Linked DNA regions of Homo sapiens: region 2 is linked to region 1. Evidence: chromatin loops called from intact Hi-C (ENCODE). Cell type or tissue: Calu3. All regions are shown on one strand.

Evidence for each region. A loop is a pair of places that touch in the nucleus more often than their neighbours do. Peaks named below come from ENCODE experiments on the same cell type or tissue, not always from the same donor. Only the 100,000 strongest peaks of a DNase experiment are listed, where the experiment ranks them.
Region 2: it touches region 1 in a loop (2.9-fold over the local background); 4 of 110 quality-filtered maps call a loop at or near these places.

The regions. Positions count from the first base shown.
Region 1 is chr14:58,742,947-58,750,946 of GRCh38, reverse strand. It overlaps LOC102723725 (a long non-coding RNA gene), which reads right to left and starts at 1,994. Exons shown (of 3, transcript XR_943915.3): 1 at 1,823-1,994; 2 at 1,371-1,495; 3 at 794-867. In Calu3, no CTCF peak of the experiment used is centred here; DNase peaks (open chromatin) are centred at 1,646 and 4,436.
Region 2 is chr14:58,792,777-58,800,776 of GRCh38, reverse strand. It overlaps the pseudogene RPL31P4. Among named protein-coding and RNA genes, the nearest start is that of LINC01500, 32 kb to the left of the region's middle. In Calu3, no CTCF peak of the experiment used is centred here; a DNase peak (open chromatin) is centred at 3,676.

The sequences.
Region 1 (8,000 bases):
GTGGGAGGGGGCCTTTCCCAGGCCCCCAAGAGGGGACGCCCAGGTCCGTAGCCATGGCTTGGGCAGCTGCAGCTACACTCCAGAAGGGCAGGGCTCCTGCCCAATCCCAGCTCCCAAGAGCACAGGGATGCCCAGGTCCACAGCCACAGCTGGATGGCCGCAGCTGCTCCCAGGGAGCACAAGGTTCCTGCCCTGCCAGGGCTTCTGCCTTTTCCCGGCTCCTGCTGGCTCTTTGGAGTGTGCAGCCCTGGCCATGCCTCACCCCCTGAAGCCAGCATCATGGCAGCAGCCGCTCCAGACAGGCCTCCACTACCATCAGTAGTATGTGCCTTGTAAGACTTTTATGAGGATCTAATTCAATTATGCTTGTAAGATAGATGACTAGAATGAAGGAAGGGAGTGTGGCAAGGAGCTGGCTATTTGTTGGGTGATATTGTTGACCTTATGCACAGCAAAAACTAGTCATCTACCTCATTCTATTTGCAAAGTCTCACAGCTTTTAATCTCATGCACCACCCAGAATGTAAACAAAATATGGGTAGAAGCACCTTTATTTATCACAATTTTCTGGCTCACTATTCTATTTCATTTACGTCCTGAGTATGTTCACATATACTACAGAACAAGTCTCAAATAAGTGTGAACAGAATACTGCCCAAATTGATGACCATCTTAATTGTTTTCTTCTGGCTTGTCCACTAATTGCCAGAAGAAATGAAAGTAAGAGAGAGAGGCCAGGAAGAAGGGCAGGGAACAAAAGAAGGCGTGAGAGAGAGAAGGGATAAGGAAGAGACCTAAAGGCAGTTCCTTGGGCTGGCTCAGGGAGATGCCTGGAACAGACCATGCAGAGACTCTTCAATTTTATAGCTGAAAAAGCCAGTAGTCACATTTTAGTACCTTTGTCTCCAAGCAGGACTACAATTAACCCTAACTCCTCTAGACCAATGGGGGATCTGTCCCAGACCTTAAGGATCCCTGGGAAAAGCCAAAGTTAGCAATCCCATTTCTCCTATTAATTAGAACTTCACTCCAAACCACCGTCTCTAGATCTCAACTTAGATGTGCAATGGTGTGCCTTTATTTCAAATTTCCATGTTGCACTGTAAGATGTCAATTGCATGGGAAGAAACCATAGAGAAAAACAAGAAAGCTGGTTTCTTTGATTTAACAGACAATGTATAGACCATTTGGGCACTGGCCCAGGGAAGTTTGGAAAAAGGGATTAAGTCCCTTAAAGATTGGTGTTTCCCATAGGGGGCCTCAGCAGAAGGGTAACTATTAAGGAAGGAAAAGTAGCCCCACCTACAAAAAAGGAGGTTATGATAGATCTTTATATTTCTCATATTAATTCAAACATTTTCTAGCCATACCATAAGCAAGAATAAAGACAAATTTGCAAGTTTCCTGTTATTTTGTCCCTGTCAGGCTGTGAGAACAGCAGCATTGAGATCCTCTGAAGTCCTGGTGAGAGCAGATGACAAGTCCGTGAGTGGCCCTGTGAAGTGAAAGCAGGAAGTTCGACTACATGAAAGATTTATAGTTGTGGTGACCAAGCCTCTAGAGGCCCTTGCTGCTGACGCTGCCCTTATCACAGGTCCAACCCTCATTTTGTTAGAATTTCTGTGGTAGATGCTCTGCTGATCCCAACCCATCCAAAGCAGCACTCACTACCTCCAGAAGACATTGGCTTTGGGCCAAAAGTAAACAACTTTCTGAGTCATTTAAATTCTGAAAGCATCTGTGTGGCAAGGTCTCTTTGAAAACATTGCTAAGTTCTCCACATAGCCTCATTTGCCCACCACAACAACCCACGAGCACTCACCCTCAAGTTGATACACAATTCGCACAAGATTCCAGAAATGACAGATCTGGTGCATGCTGTTAAAGAATTAAACAAGACTTGTTCTTAAATCAAAAATGCAACTCCTGGAAGCCAGTTGGCATTATGTTTTAAAGTTGATCGTGCTTCATTTCTAAGTGTTAAAGAACGCATAGTCTAGTTTACACAGAATGTATATCTATAAACACGTATGAGTATACATAGATATATACATTTATATAGTATATACATATATGTATATAGATATATCTATACACACATACACACACACACATACACATGCACAGTAGTTCCACCTTATCCATGCTTTCACTTTTCATGGTTTTACTTACCCTCAGTCAGCTGTGGTTCAAAAATATTAAATGGAAAATTCCGGAAATAAACAATTCATAAGTTAAAAAAGAAGTTGAGGCCAGGTGCGGTGGCTCCTGCCTGTAATCCCAACACTTTGGGAGGCCGAGGTGGGCGGATCACAAGGTCAGAAGATTAAGACCATCTTGGCTAACACGGTGAAACCCCATCTCTACTAAAAGTACAAAAACAAAATTAGCCAGGCGTGGTGGCGGGCATCTGTAGTCCCAGCTACTCAGGAGACTGAAGCAGGAGAATGGGGTGAACCCAGGAGGCGGACCTTGCATTGAGCTGAGATCACGCCACTGCACTCCAGCCTGGGTGACACAGCAAGACTCCGTCTCAAAAAAAAAAAAAAAGAAGTTGACTGTGCTTATACCCTTCAGCTCAGCATTCCATTCCTAGATATATACTCAAGAGTAATAGTTACACATATATACCTGGAGAGGAACAGAAGAAAGTTCATAGCATTGAACAGCATAATACTAAAAAACTGGAAATGACAAAATACCTATCAATGGTAGGATAAATAAATAAATGGCATATATCAATGTAATGAAGGATTATGCAGCAGTGAAAATAAATGAACTACAGCTGTGTTCAACAACACAGAAAATTTTAGTATCATATTAAGTGAAAAAGGCAAATTCCAAGAAACTTCGTATAGCATTACACTCTTTATATAAAGTTTTAAAATAAATAAAACTGAATGATATATTGTCATAAGTCAAAAACAATGAATAATGAATGCCTCTGAGGGTATTAGAAGAAGACAGAATAAAGAAGAGTGCTTGGGTCTTGAGGTAAGTTGATTCGGTTCCAGTTCTGGCGTGGGTGATGATTTCACAGGGACTTACGGTATCACTTAATTAACTTTTAAAAGGGTCATACATAGACAAATGATAATAATATATAAAACAAATAAACAGGCGATTACTCCACAAATATTCCCTGAGTCTTTGTGTTGGGTATAAATGTAACAATAACATCTTTGTAGCAGAAGGAGAGAGGGCTAAAAACCTCTGCAGGAGGCTTTCTCACTGTTTCTCTCCCTGGTATACTCAGAACTCATTACTCACAATAAAATCGAGTTACCATTCAGGAAAGTATTTCACAGATTAAAAAAAAAAACCAACCAACAACAACAACAACAAAAAACAGTCCCATCAGGGCAATTTTGTCAATGACAGTTTCGTCAGCCTCCAAACACAGCAGAGTGGAAAACTGGTCATTCTTCAACTTTATCATGTTTATTTTGCTGGTCTTAGGCAATCCTTAAGCAAGTTTGACAAAACCCAGCTATTGCTCAATAAACCTCAGCCTTCTTGCTTGTTGTAGCAAATAAAATTAGTTCTGTATCTATGTTCTGAACCACGGTGGCCACCCAAGATCTAGGGATGTATCCTTGTGGTTGGCCTGGTTGGCAAAGCCTAACAGAAGAGTGGAGTGAGCTAACCCAGAAGGGAGTCAGGCGGTGGGTGTGACGTTCCTCCTCTGAAGAAGACTTGCCCGCCTGCAGGTCACCCAGCACTGCTCCCCACGACCTCCCCACTGCTCATCCCCATCGCCCACCTTCAGGTCATACAGCACTGCTCCCCGTGGCCTCCCCACTGCTCATCCCCATCCCAGAGATGTAAACTCACAAACACCCTTCCAGATGAATGGAGGGAATTGGTTAGAAAGAAATAGTTCCATTTTATTAAGCATTTTCAAATTACTCAAGGAAAACAAAAATTATCGTTACTAAAACAGTTGCCTGATTTAGGACTGTTTAGTCTGTTGACTGCTGTGTGAGTAATGACCAACTGAACCGACTCTATTTCTTGTACCATTTTAGTGCCCCAAATAGAAATTCTTGCACTCTATAGAAATTCCCCTTCTATAATGAGGGGGAAATACTAATATAATTAGTCTCTGCCATTTAGGAGCCCCCTTTCTGTTCAGAAACCTCAGATGTCTCAATCCCCATGTGAACAACATGAGCATCATTAGCAATCCATGTGACCAGGAGTAATACTATTTTGGAGCAAAAAGGCCTCGTCAAGAAAGTGAGCTTTCCAAAAGTCTGCAATTAACAAGAAATAGGCACAAATCCAGGCTACCTAGTCCTAAGAACTCCTGTCTCTGTCTTTTTTTTTTTTTTTTTTTTTTCTGCAGAATAAGGCCATTCCTATGTGCTACCTTCTCATCAAGGTGCTATGAACATAGAGAGCTGCTGGGGCTGTGGAGTTCTTGGACAAAAGCCATGATAATGCAGTGACAACTACCTCCTGGAATTTCATCTGCAAACTCAGATGACACAATAACCTCTGCGGGAACTATATAAGCCCTTGTCATTTATCATGCATAAAACATATTTCAAGCCACTTCTTGGAGGAAGCTTCACTTAGAGCCAAATGGAGCAAATCAGACTGTGTTCTCTCCCAGCCAGCCTTGAGACAGGAGAAGTTCTTATCAATCTTTCTGATTCTCTTCCAAGGGCTCCATTCACAGGCACAGTGGCCCCCAAGGTCAAGTCCTATATTGGATTGATATGTTGTTATAAAAACCCACAGGAGTCTGCACCTCTGGCCATGACCCATTGCCCCTCTTCGAGGTGATGAGGTGAATGCTAGATGGTCCCTAACTATACAAGATGACTATCACATGACATAACTGCAAAAAGAAGAGAGAGAGATTTCCAACAAAATGGTGATTCCCAAACGTGGGGCTTTACTAGAACAAAAAAGCACCCTCAGGAACTGGCCAGATTTAGCACTTCCGGGTGAGCTATCTTAACAATGCCTGGGCCTTGCCTAAGCCCATTGGTGAGGCCTCATCGAGGCAGCAATGTCCCAGCCATGAAGGTGAGGCAATGGCACAGTTGAGCCAGGTTGAGAGTCTTAACACAGCGTTGGGTGCCTTTGGATAAGCCAGGCTCTGCTGTGTGGCCATCCCTTCACCCGCTTTGGGGATGGGATAAGGAGGGCAGGCCTGCCCACCAGCTCTGTCCTCTCCATCTTAGCATTCTTTCCACATATCCACGGTTCCTTATACTCTTGCCTTACCCAGCAAAACCCCTTTTCTCCCCATGGGACACTCAGCTCACCTGCCATAAAGGAACCTCATCTTTGCTTAGCCAAAACCAATAGCCCTACTCAAAGGAGAAAAGGGCAGGGAGGCTTTTGGGTTCTCTTGACAGAGACAATAGACTTTACACCAGGGGCCATTTTTATTTGTTCTGTCAGTGCACAAATCATGTGTTTGGATGGCATATCCCAAAGCAGCATCTGGGAAACCAGACCCCAGTGAGCTCCACTCAGGTTTGTTTTGTCATACTTCCCCCACACACAACGCCTCAAGGGTGCTAAAATCAGCTCAGGATGACATAAGGAAGAGCTGTCCTCAGGCTTATCTTCCCAAAAATCTGATGGTTGAAGAGAAAATAATTTGAGGGTATCTCCAGCCTTCTGAAAGTAAGAGATTGATGGCTTCTTGCAGTTTTGAGGATTCACCACCCACCGAGTGTGCTCTCCAAAAGCTCCCTAAGCAAGCAACAGTGGAATGTGGCTGGAAAAGAACAAATGAATCCAGGCTAGCAGCAACCTGCTTGAGTAATGGATCAACAAGTTTTACTAAAATACAGCAGACCAGTACAATCGATACAGTCGCCTGAACAGAAAACCACTGCAGGACAGATCGTTTCTTCTGAGACAGGATGTCTGAGAACTAACTTTTTGGGGGGATCCTTACTGACTTGCCTTATGATTACCACAGTTTTTATTGCTCCATTTAAACATAAATCAGTCACCCTGGGTGCTAGTCACAACCCAGCCTGCGTTCTCTATTTCACACATGTGCTGACTGCCTGATGTTGTGCAAATGAAACAAAACCCTGAGATTCACTCCCCTCACACTGTTCTGAGTGTGGAGAAAAATCAGGATCTTTTTTTTTTTTTTTTTTTGCTTGATGTCTCCCATAAGCAATTCCTTCTATTCCCTTAAGCCCTAAATGTCATGTAGGGTATAAATGGAATTGCTGCTGAAATTTAAACACCTCTTTCTCAACAGTCTATTAAAATCAAGCTTTTGAGGATGGGTAAAATAACTCCAAATTGGGTCTGTTGGCCTTGAGATTAGCAGATGAGAATCTATCTTGATACATTAACCTCCTGGAGTTAGTGGGGCATTTATTCAGCCTTAGAGGGTCGAAGGGCATTTCATCCTAAGTTGTGAAGGCAATGATATAAAACTTGTTAAAAGGATGGGCAGTATTTCCTCTGTGCATGTTAAGACACTAAGAAATATACAGTGAAGTGGATTCTTTCACAAATATACAGTCTCCCAGTCTGGCACAACACAGACAAGGGGAAATGTGGCTTATTTATTTCTGCCCCATCTAAATCCTTTATTTCCTCTCCTGAAAATACCCCAATGGCATACCAGCTGTGACCCGGCTTCTGATGTATGTGTATATTTCAATTGCTTGTTGATGGTATTAAGAATCGAAGCATCCCTAAATCCAGCTCACAGGAAGCCAGGCCATAGCTACTAATATTAGATTACATTCTAATTATTTATTCTATATCCCTCTTCACACCAGTATTCTAAGACCAACAGATCAAGGTTTGCCACTGAATATTAATGCTACTGTTCAGCAGTATTCTAGAGCTGCATTTGTGTGTCCCCCTGGACAGGGAGACCAACCACAGGCCAAAACGGAAATCCAGACCCTGCTCAATATCACATTAGCATGTCTCTTCCTATCGTGGTCACAAAAAGTCATTTCCCAGTTGTCCCACATGAATAGCTCCTTTACCACTTACAATGTGAATGAAGCCCAAACTATCTACTTTGTGCAAAATAATAAAAGCGAATTGTCCTTTCTTTAAAAAATAAAAAGCAGGCAAGCAGACCACCTTTGCCCTTTTTCTTTGTAAAAGCAGCTGCTTCTGTAGATTTACCCTATCTCCTAGAATTTACTGCCAGCCTACCTACATCAGGAAAAACAAGAGACCTCCATGGAAGGAAAACTTCCTGATGGGAGAGCAGTCCCCAGGCTGGTGTGAGAGCCGGCCACAAGGCAAGCAAGCAAGCAACCACGACAATCTGAAAGAATGTGGGATTTATTTGGGCTACTATAACAAAATAGCATAGAGCGGACGGCTTATGAACAACAGATATTTATTTCTCACAGCTATGAAGGCTGACACGGCACTGGCAGATTCAGTGTCTGGTGAGGGACCACGTCTTCACAGATGCCTGTCTTCTCACTGTGTCCTCACATGGCAGAAGGCTCAAGGGATCTCTCCAAGGTCTCTTTTATAAGGGCACTAACATCATTCATGAGGGCTTTGCCCTCAATACCTAATCACCTTGCAAAGTCTTCATCTCCAAATACTCTCAACTCAGGGGTTAGGATTTCAACATGAATTTTGGCAGGGAGGGGGAGTGGTGGGGAGAAACATTCAGATCTTCACACCTGTGGTGCTCCAGTGTTCCTCTTGTGCCTTTTTAGTCTGCCAGTGTCTTTTTTGAAATTATTATTATTATTATTATTATACTTTAAGTTCTGGGATACATGTGCATAACATGCAGGTTTGTTACATAGGTATACATGTGCCACGGTGGTTTGCTGCACCCATCAACCTGTCATCTACATTAGGTATTTCTCCTAATGCTAACCCTCCCTTACCCCCCAACCCGAAGACAGGCCCTGCTTATATTAGCGTATTCTACAATTTATATGGGTGATAGTACATAGTATGTACTATGTAAAACTAAAGCTATGTATTAGTAGTACATATATTAGCGGGGAAAGGTGCCACTG
Region 2 (8,000 bases), 50 kb before region 1:
CCAATAACTATTTCAATAGAAAATGCCACACAGGTAAGTGAGAATCAAAATGAACACCCAGATTCCCTAATCTACCTTTAAAAAGTGAAGAAGTGATCTGAGTCTCTAAGTTATCTTTCTAGTTGGAGCAAGAAGAATATTCCCATGGCAATGTCTTAGGCATCAACCATTTCAGCATCAATTCATTCATTAGTCTAAAATTCATTATATGCCTACTATTTATGCACCAGTGAGTATTCATTCTTAAAATGGAGATAACTGAACCTTATTATCTTATGAAGATAAAGTTTGTGAGGATTAGATGATTCATGTAAAGTACTTAGTACAGTGTCTGGCACAGAAGAAGCACTAAAAGAAAGCTAACAATGGATAACATTGTTGACAACAATAGTGGGCACTGGTACCACAAAGATAAATATTACTTTTATTAATCTCAGGTTGCTAAAGATCTAGCAGGGCAGATAGATGTGTGGCTATAACAAGGGTATATAGTGGCACCATAAATAAAATAACACTGTCTCCTGGATTTCCCAGAGTAACCCAGATTTCAAATATTCTGCCCCATTGACAGACCTTGAGTTCAATTCATGTCTGATTATCTTATGTATGAAATATGGTTTCTAGGGTGCGGTGGCTCATGCCTGTAATCCCAACACTTCTGGGAGGCTGAGGCGGGCGGATCACCTGAAGTCAGGAGTTCGAGACCAGCCTGGCCAACATGACAAAACCCTTCTCTAGTAGAATTACAAAAATTAGCTGGGCATGGTGGCATGTGCCTGTAAACCCAGCTTCTTGGGAAGCTGAGGCAGAATTACTTGAACCCAGCAGTTGGAGGTTGCAGTGAGCCAAGATCGTGCCATTGCAAGGCAGGCAGATCACCTGAGGTCGGGAGTTCAAGACCAACCTGAACAACATGGAGAAACCCATCTCTACTAAAAATACAAAATTAGCCAGGTGTGGTGGTGCATGCCTATAATCCCAGCTACTCGGGAGGCTGAGGCAGGAGAATCGCTTGAACCCGGGAGGCGGAGGTTGCGGTGAGCTGAGAGCACACCATTGCACTCCAGCCTGGGCAACAAGAGCGAAACTCCATAGCAAAAAAAAAAAAAAAAAAAAAAAAGAAAGAAAGAAAGAAAAGAAAAAGAAAAAGAAATATGGTTTCTACAGCTATAATAAAAACACAATGGAAACAATATAGCATTGAAGAGGCATTAGAAACTCTTACTTTTAACTAATGTACAGTTTTGTTGAAGAGCCTTATGCACATGGAACCATTAAAAAGCAAGATAAAACAGCAAATAATCAGGCTCAATTGCTTAGATCAGATAATGAGTGTTAAAATGCTAGTAAGAATTCAGAGTGCTTACTTTATGAAGAAACTGAAACTTGCATGCAAACTTAAATTGGGTCGGAATTTCATAACAAGAGATGAAGTAACAGGGAGAGGCTGAGCATCATTGTATGTGAAGAGGACAGTCAAGGTACAGGTCCAACTTCAGGTTCTAAAACTGCTTCCTCAAAAATGAAAAAGCAAACGTGTTGAGAATAGTAGGAGAAGACAATTCTACTATAAATAATAGTAGCCAGGAACAATGCTTTAGACAACACACTTCTTCAAGCAGCTGGAGAAAAGGAATTCACTTGTCCCTGGACAGCTTAGTGGAAGCTGGAGGTATAAAAACACTTTATTTAGCTGCAAATCCCCTTGCATGTATTTAGTACTTTTAGCTTTGCAAAGTCCTTGCTGTATGGTCTCACTTAAGTCTCCCTTGCTGCAGCCAGTGACTGAGTATGAAGCAAGATCCCCTTACAGCCCTCAGTTGTGTGTACAGTACAGTTTTCACAGTTCTAAAACACTGGCTAAGTAATCCATGTCTCTACCTTGCTGAATAAGAAAGCACCATTAATGGAATTGGGCCCCTAAGAAATGTAAAGTCAGCCTCAGTTTGGGAAAGACATTTGGTTAATGTTACATAATCACTGATTCTTATTTCCTTCTTAAATTTTGGATCTCATTTGAGACCATTTGGAAGCTAAATAAGAGCTCCTATATTATGGATTTCCTCATGTAATAAGTGGTAGGCATGTAACTGTGTTCTAGAGGAATTCAGAGTAAAAGAACAGCAAAGCATTAAAAGTTTTTTCAAATTGTCCAATAATGTAATATAGTAAGGGTTGTCTTTTGATTATGGAAATATATATACTGTAATATGTGCAGCTTTCCTGAACCATGCCTTCCCACTCCCTTGTGTTAGAGAAGTAGAATGTGCCCCCTCTACCAGGGGTATGAGATGTTTGCAGTCGATGCATGTCAAGCAGATTGACAGCATCCCCAGTTGCGTTTTAGCATTTTAGTCTGTGATAGCTACTCTTGGCAAACAAAGAAGTCTGGCTTTAAGTGGAGTTTACAGCACGATACAGACCCAACCTAGCTCTTCATAACCATAAGACTGTGCCTTTTCCCATCTGGCAGAGAATAATGACTTCGATTTAAGAACATCTTGATTCTGTTCGCTCCAAATACATTTACAGTGAAGGCATTGACTCTTTTTGTAAGTTCTTTCAACTTCCTCACCCCCACTGTTCAAAAAAGTAACAAATATGTACAGGTTAAGCAGTTTGCCTCCCATCAGCTGGAGAAACAAGATTTGACTAAAGTAGTCATTGTTGGGAGCCACAGGACAGAGCACCTAGAATTTAGGTGAATTTAGAGAATAAAGTTAAGAAGAATCAATAAACAGTGGAGTTTAAATAGCTACAGAAGCAGGTACCTCTATGAAATAGTTTACAAGGATATTGCTCCTGAAACTGGAGAAATTGGTAAATATCCTCAGGAAGATGACTGAAATGAAACTGACAGAAAAGAAAACTCACTGAAACATAGCTGGCATTGGCCAAGGATTGTTTTAGAAAAAGGTTTTCTTTTCTTTTCTTTTTTTTTTTTAAGACAGAGTCTTGCTCTGTCACCCAGGCTGGAGTGCAGTGGTGCGATCTCGGCTCACTGCAAGCTCTGCCTCCCAGGTTCACGCCATTCTCCTGCCTCAGCCTCCCGAGTAGCTGGGACTACAGGTGCCTGCCAGGACTACAGGTGCCCACCACAACGCCCGGCTAATTTTTTGTATTTTTAGTAGAGACGGGGTTTCACCGTGTTAGCCAGGATGGTCTCGATCTCCTGACCTCGTGATCTGCCCACCTCAGCCTCCCAAAGTGCTGGGATTACAGGCATGAGCCACCGTGCCAGGCCTAGTAAAAGGTTTTCAAAGGCAATGTATTAGCGAGGATTTCTTCATGTTTATCCAGCATCTTGAAGGAGAAATAACTCTAACACAAAAAAAACAGCCCTCAGAAATACCTACTGTCATTGCTATCATTCTATGTTGACGAAGGCATCTCTGGGCCTTTACCTTAGGTAGCTGCATGAAGGTACTTGCCAGAAAAAATACCCCCGCAGCCATGTATGACGCAAAGGATGATTCTAACAGGTTTTTTTTTGTACCAAAATAGGAATTCTGGTTTGCACATCAATGCCTTTTAAGTTTCATTAGTAAAACCTGGTCTCCTACGGGTTAATCATCTCTGTGTAATTAACTAAATTAAGTTTCTGAAACTATGAAGTGAAAACCACAGCTCACCATATGGGATGCCCTCTCCAAGGTACTGATTCCCCTGGGGTCCTGCCCACAGCTGCTGGACAACCTCACTCTGGACCTGTCTGTACCTGTGGCATCCTCCATTCAGTGGTCTAGATCAGTGCTTCTCAAGCTTAGGGTGCTTTCAAATCACCTGGGGATCCTTTTAATATGTAAACCTCTACATACACTCAACAAGCCAAGCAGATGCATTATTTTTTCTGCCCGGAATCTAAAGTGTTTCAGTTTCCTTATCCATGAAGTAAGAGGTCTGAAGAGCTCTCGATGGTGAACAGGTTTGCTCTCTTGAACCATTTGTGAAGGATTGGTCATGAGTGTGGTAGTGTTATGCTGGGAAGGAGTCTGAAGTTGTCTCAGGAAAGAACAATTGGTCAATAATGTCTGCCATGTGTTTAGCATAGCAGACATGTCATATATTAAAAATCCCATATAAATAATCTCCAAACTTCCTAACTTTCCATGATTCTTGGAATTCATAGTATTATTTTAGACATCATGGGAAAGAGAGAAATGTCTTTGCATAATGAAAACAAGCCATCTAGAATCCCAATATTTAACATCTGTGAGTGTGTTTGTGTATGTGTGTAACAGGAACAGTTGTTAAGCCCAGACTTTTGAGTTCACATTTTCTCTAGAGAAGTTCCAAAAATAACACATGCCTCTGGCTTGCTGGCCTCTGTCATCGTGGTACACAGCTTTGTCTGTGTGGTCAGGAGTAAAATGAATATGTCTATCACACTGCCAGAATTTCTACGTGCTGTTATGAAATAATTAGTTAAATTTTAATGAGACATGGAGGAGATCCAGGTAAGCCATGAGGAAGTTGTAAAAAAACGAGGAGAATTTCCTTTTTTTAACTTCCTTGTTCTTGTTATTATTTAATTTACTATATATTAATATCTAGTGGAAGCAAATCACCTAAATGTCTAATGTTAAGATATACCCATCTGATGAACTGTTACATAGCCATTAAAATTATCAAGGAAATCTTGTAGTAACAATGTGAAATATTTATGTTGTAAGGTAGAAGGAAAATGGAACATGAAAATGTTCACAGCTATTAAAATATATCCATCAGAAGGGGAAAGAAGGAATGAAAGTAGCTTCAAAATATTGTTGTTTTTGAAGAATAAGTCCACAGGTACAATGTTTCTTAATTTTTTAAGTTTGTTACAATAAATATATATCTATGCAGCTTTTACAAAGGGAAATAAATTACAAAAACTTACTATGTTTGGTTTAAATGAATGTTTCCCTTGTTAGTTATAGAAGTAATTTAACAATATTAAGGCAAACTGGGAGTGTGGATTCACCTATAATCTCATTACTTGGCAACCTGACAATTTTACTTTTAGTTTATTATCATAAATATATTTTGAAGTTTGAAATAAAAAATGAGAAAAGTGTCTGTGCCTGAACTGTTAGTTTGTAAAACTCAAAGGAAGCTAGAAATGTCTGTAATTTTAAAAGGAGTTATACATTAACTCAAAACCCATATCTACATAAGCTCAGGACTTCAAAATACGCCACCTTCTGATTGGTAATGGATCGATGCAAAGGATTCAGACTAGAGTTATTCTATAAATGATTTTATGTCTTTCAGTTTTAAGCTGACTGCAGGGAATAAAAAGCCAGCTTTTCCCATATGTGAAAAGACATCAAGATAACAATAATATAAATAACAATTATCTAGAATTTTTCCACCTACAAAGCACTTTTAGCTGACTTATTCTTAGCAACCCTTGGAGGTAGGTATAATTATGCCTTCTTTATAGATTAAGATACTGAGGCTCAGAGACATTAACAGATTACACAGTTAAAATGAGATACAAATTTGAATTCCCAAGCATTTTCACTACTGCCACGTGTAGAAGCTTGAATGTTTTGATGAAAACTCTACCCTCCCTTTCAGAAAGAGAAACTCTACCCTTCGTTTCAGAAAGAGAAAGATCCTGTCATCAAGAGATCCTGGTTAAAGCTTTTAGCACAGTCATTCTCAGAGAAGCACAGAAGTTTATGAGAATCATTTGTAGGAGCTTTTACTTTTTTTTTTTTGGCAATTTTATAACTTTATTTGATGTATCTGACGATCAGGGATTAGTTCTCATCCACATTGACTGTCTGTAGATTTTTGAAAGTGGTAACAGTTACATAGGTAACCAAAGTATATAGCTTATTTGGTGAATCTTCATCCTCATTACGTTTTCTGGACAGCCTCACATGGATTCGGTATAGGACATTCCTTATTCCTTTGGCCCAGACAGCTTTGTTGAGCCTGGTGTCAATGCGCACATCTGGAGTTCCCATCTCCTTCATGGCAAATTTCCGAATCTCTTTGAGTGCCCAAGGTGCACGTTTCTTGAAGCCCACTCCATGGATGCGCTTGTGAATGTTGATGGTATATTCTCGGGTTACCACTTCGTTGATGGCAACGGCCCGTTTTCTTCTCGCCACCCTTCTTTGCGGGAACCATTCTGCCGCGTCCAAGTTGGAAAGGCGGGGCTTTTTCAAATGTACACTACCACCACCCTGAGGTTCTCTTATACCTCCCTAAAGGCAATGTGTTCCCTATGCCCAGTGAGAATTGTGCCCCATTGTGCACTGGCATTAGGGATATGCAATGTCACTGTTTTCTGTCATTCACCTGTGCTAAGGCAGAAGATGGATTGAAAACTATATGCCATAGTTCTGTTCTTCTGTTTTGGCAGAAGAAAAACTCTAGGGAATGTAAAGCCTGCTGTGGCTAAGAGTTATAAAGGTCCTAGAGCTCTAGACAGCCTGGACATGTCAAGAAAGATTCCAAAATTGGGTAGTTTTTCTTAAAGAAAGGTCAGAATTCACTAGAGTGAGACTCAGGGTGTGCGTTCTTCTCCATTTGTGCACCACCCCACATCCATCCTCTGTTCCTCCATGGCAGCCTAGGTCCTCAGGGAACTGATGCTTACAGATAGCATTCTCTAAGTTTTTTTGTGCTTGGGTTTTTTGTTTGGTTTTTTTTTTTGTTTGTTTGTTTGTTTGTTTTGTTTTTTGAGATGGAGTTTCACCCTTGTTGCCCAGGCTGGAGTGCAGTGGTGAGATCTCAGCTCGCTGCAATCTCCGCCTCCCAGGTTTAAGCAATTCTTTTGCCTCAGCCTCTCAAGTAGCTGGGATTACAGGTATGCGCCACCATGGCTGGCTAATTTTGTATTTTTAGTAGAGACAGGGTTTCACCATGTTGGTCAGGCTGGTCTCGAACTCCTGACTGCAGGTGATCCACCCTCCTTGGCCTCCCAAAGTGCTGGGATTACAGGCGTGAGCGCCCGGCAGTATTCTCTAATTTCTTCAGGCTCAGATGCCCCGGACGGTTCAGCCAATGGAAGGCAACAGCAGGAGAGATGAGGGTATTTCTCTGCTGCTCGCTCCCTACTCAGCTTCATGGTTCACAATCTGGCAGTGGCACCATCCCTCCCTGACTGTAGCTCCTGATGCAGTTGCAGTCAGCTCCCCTTCTATAGCCCCAATTTTTAATGGGCCTTAGTAACAACACTCTTCCTTCCCCTCCACTCTTCAGTTCTAGGAAACAGTTTCTCAATGTTGCTGGTCCCTGAGTGCTTCAACATTCCTTGTTGGTCCTTTTAACCCTGCCACAGCTCTGTAAATCGTCCCTTTATGAAAATTCCTACTTACACCTAGTTATTCATATTTCTTTCAATCCTGCTCAAAACTCCCTTTAAATGCTATGCTACTGTGATTAGTTGACATTACTGCGTGGATATCTTACTAAAGGATATGCTGATATTTTGTTAATATGTAATCTAACCTAAATAATCCCTAAGGCTCCATGTGGCTCAGTCTTAGCTGTGAGTCACAGTCAAAAGAAACATAAATCTGGCTTCGTAAACTTTGGACCATATTGTAGATCTTTTCTGTAGGTTTTTAACTAGGCCATCTAGGGGTTTTATACAGGATATCAAACAGAAAACTTCCCAGAAATTATCTTTAGGCTCCAGTACTTAGTTCTGAAATTCTGCACACGGTAAAATTGCTAAAATTTCTCCTACTGTCTCTCATTTTGGAGGGTGCCTCACCACAATTCTATTCATTTCTCCACTTGTCTGTGAGCACCTTTCCTGGCTTCCCAGCCAGGTGCGACCATCAGGACTTACCCAAGCTCTGGCCACCTGGTTGGAGAACTCACTCTGTAACCCCATGTTACCCCATCCTTTCTCAGTCCTATGAGAAGGAGGCATGTAGCCTTCTGGGAATTCCTCTGATGGCTTTTCATAAATAAATTTCATGAAAAATTTCAGATGAATAAAATTCTTCCCTTCACGTTGGTGAGAACATTTTATATACTAAAGTTATCCCTGC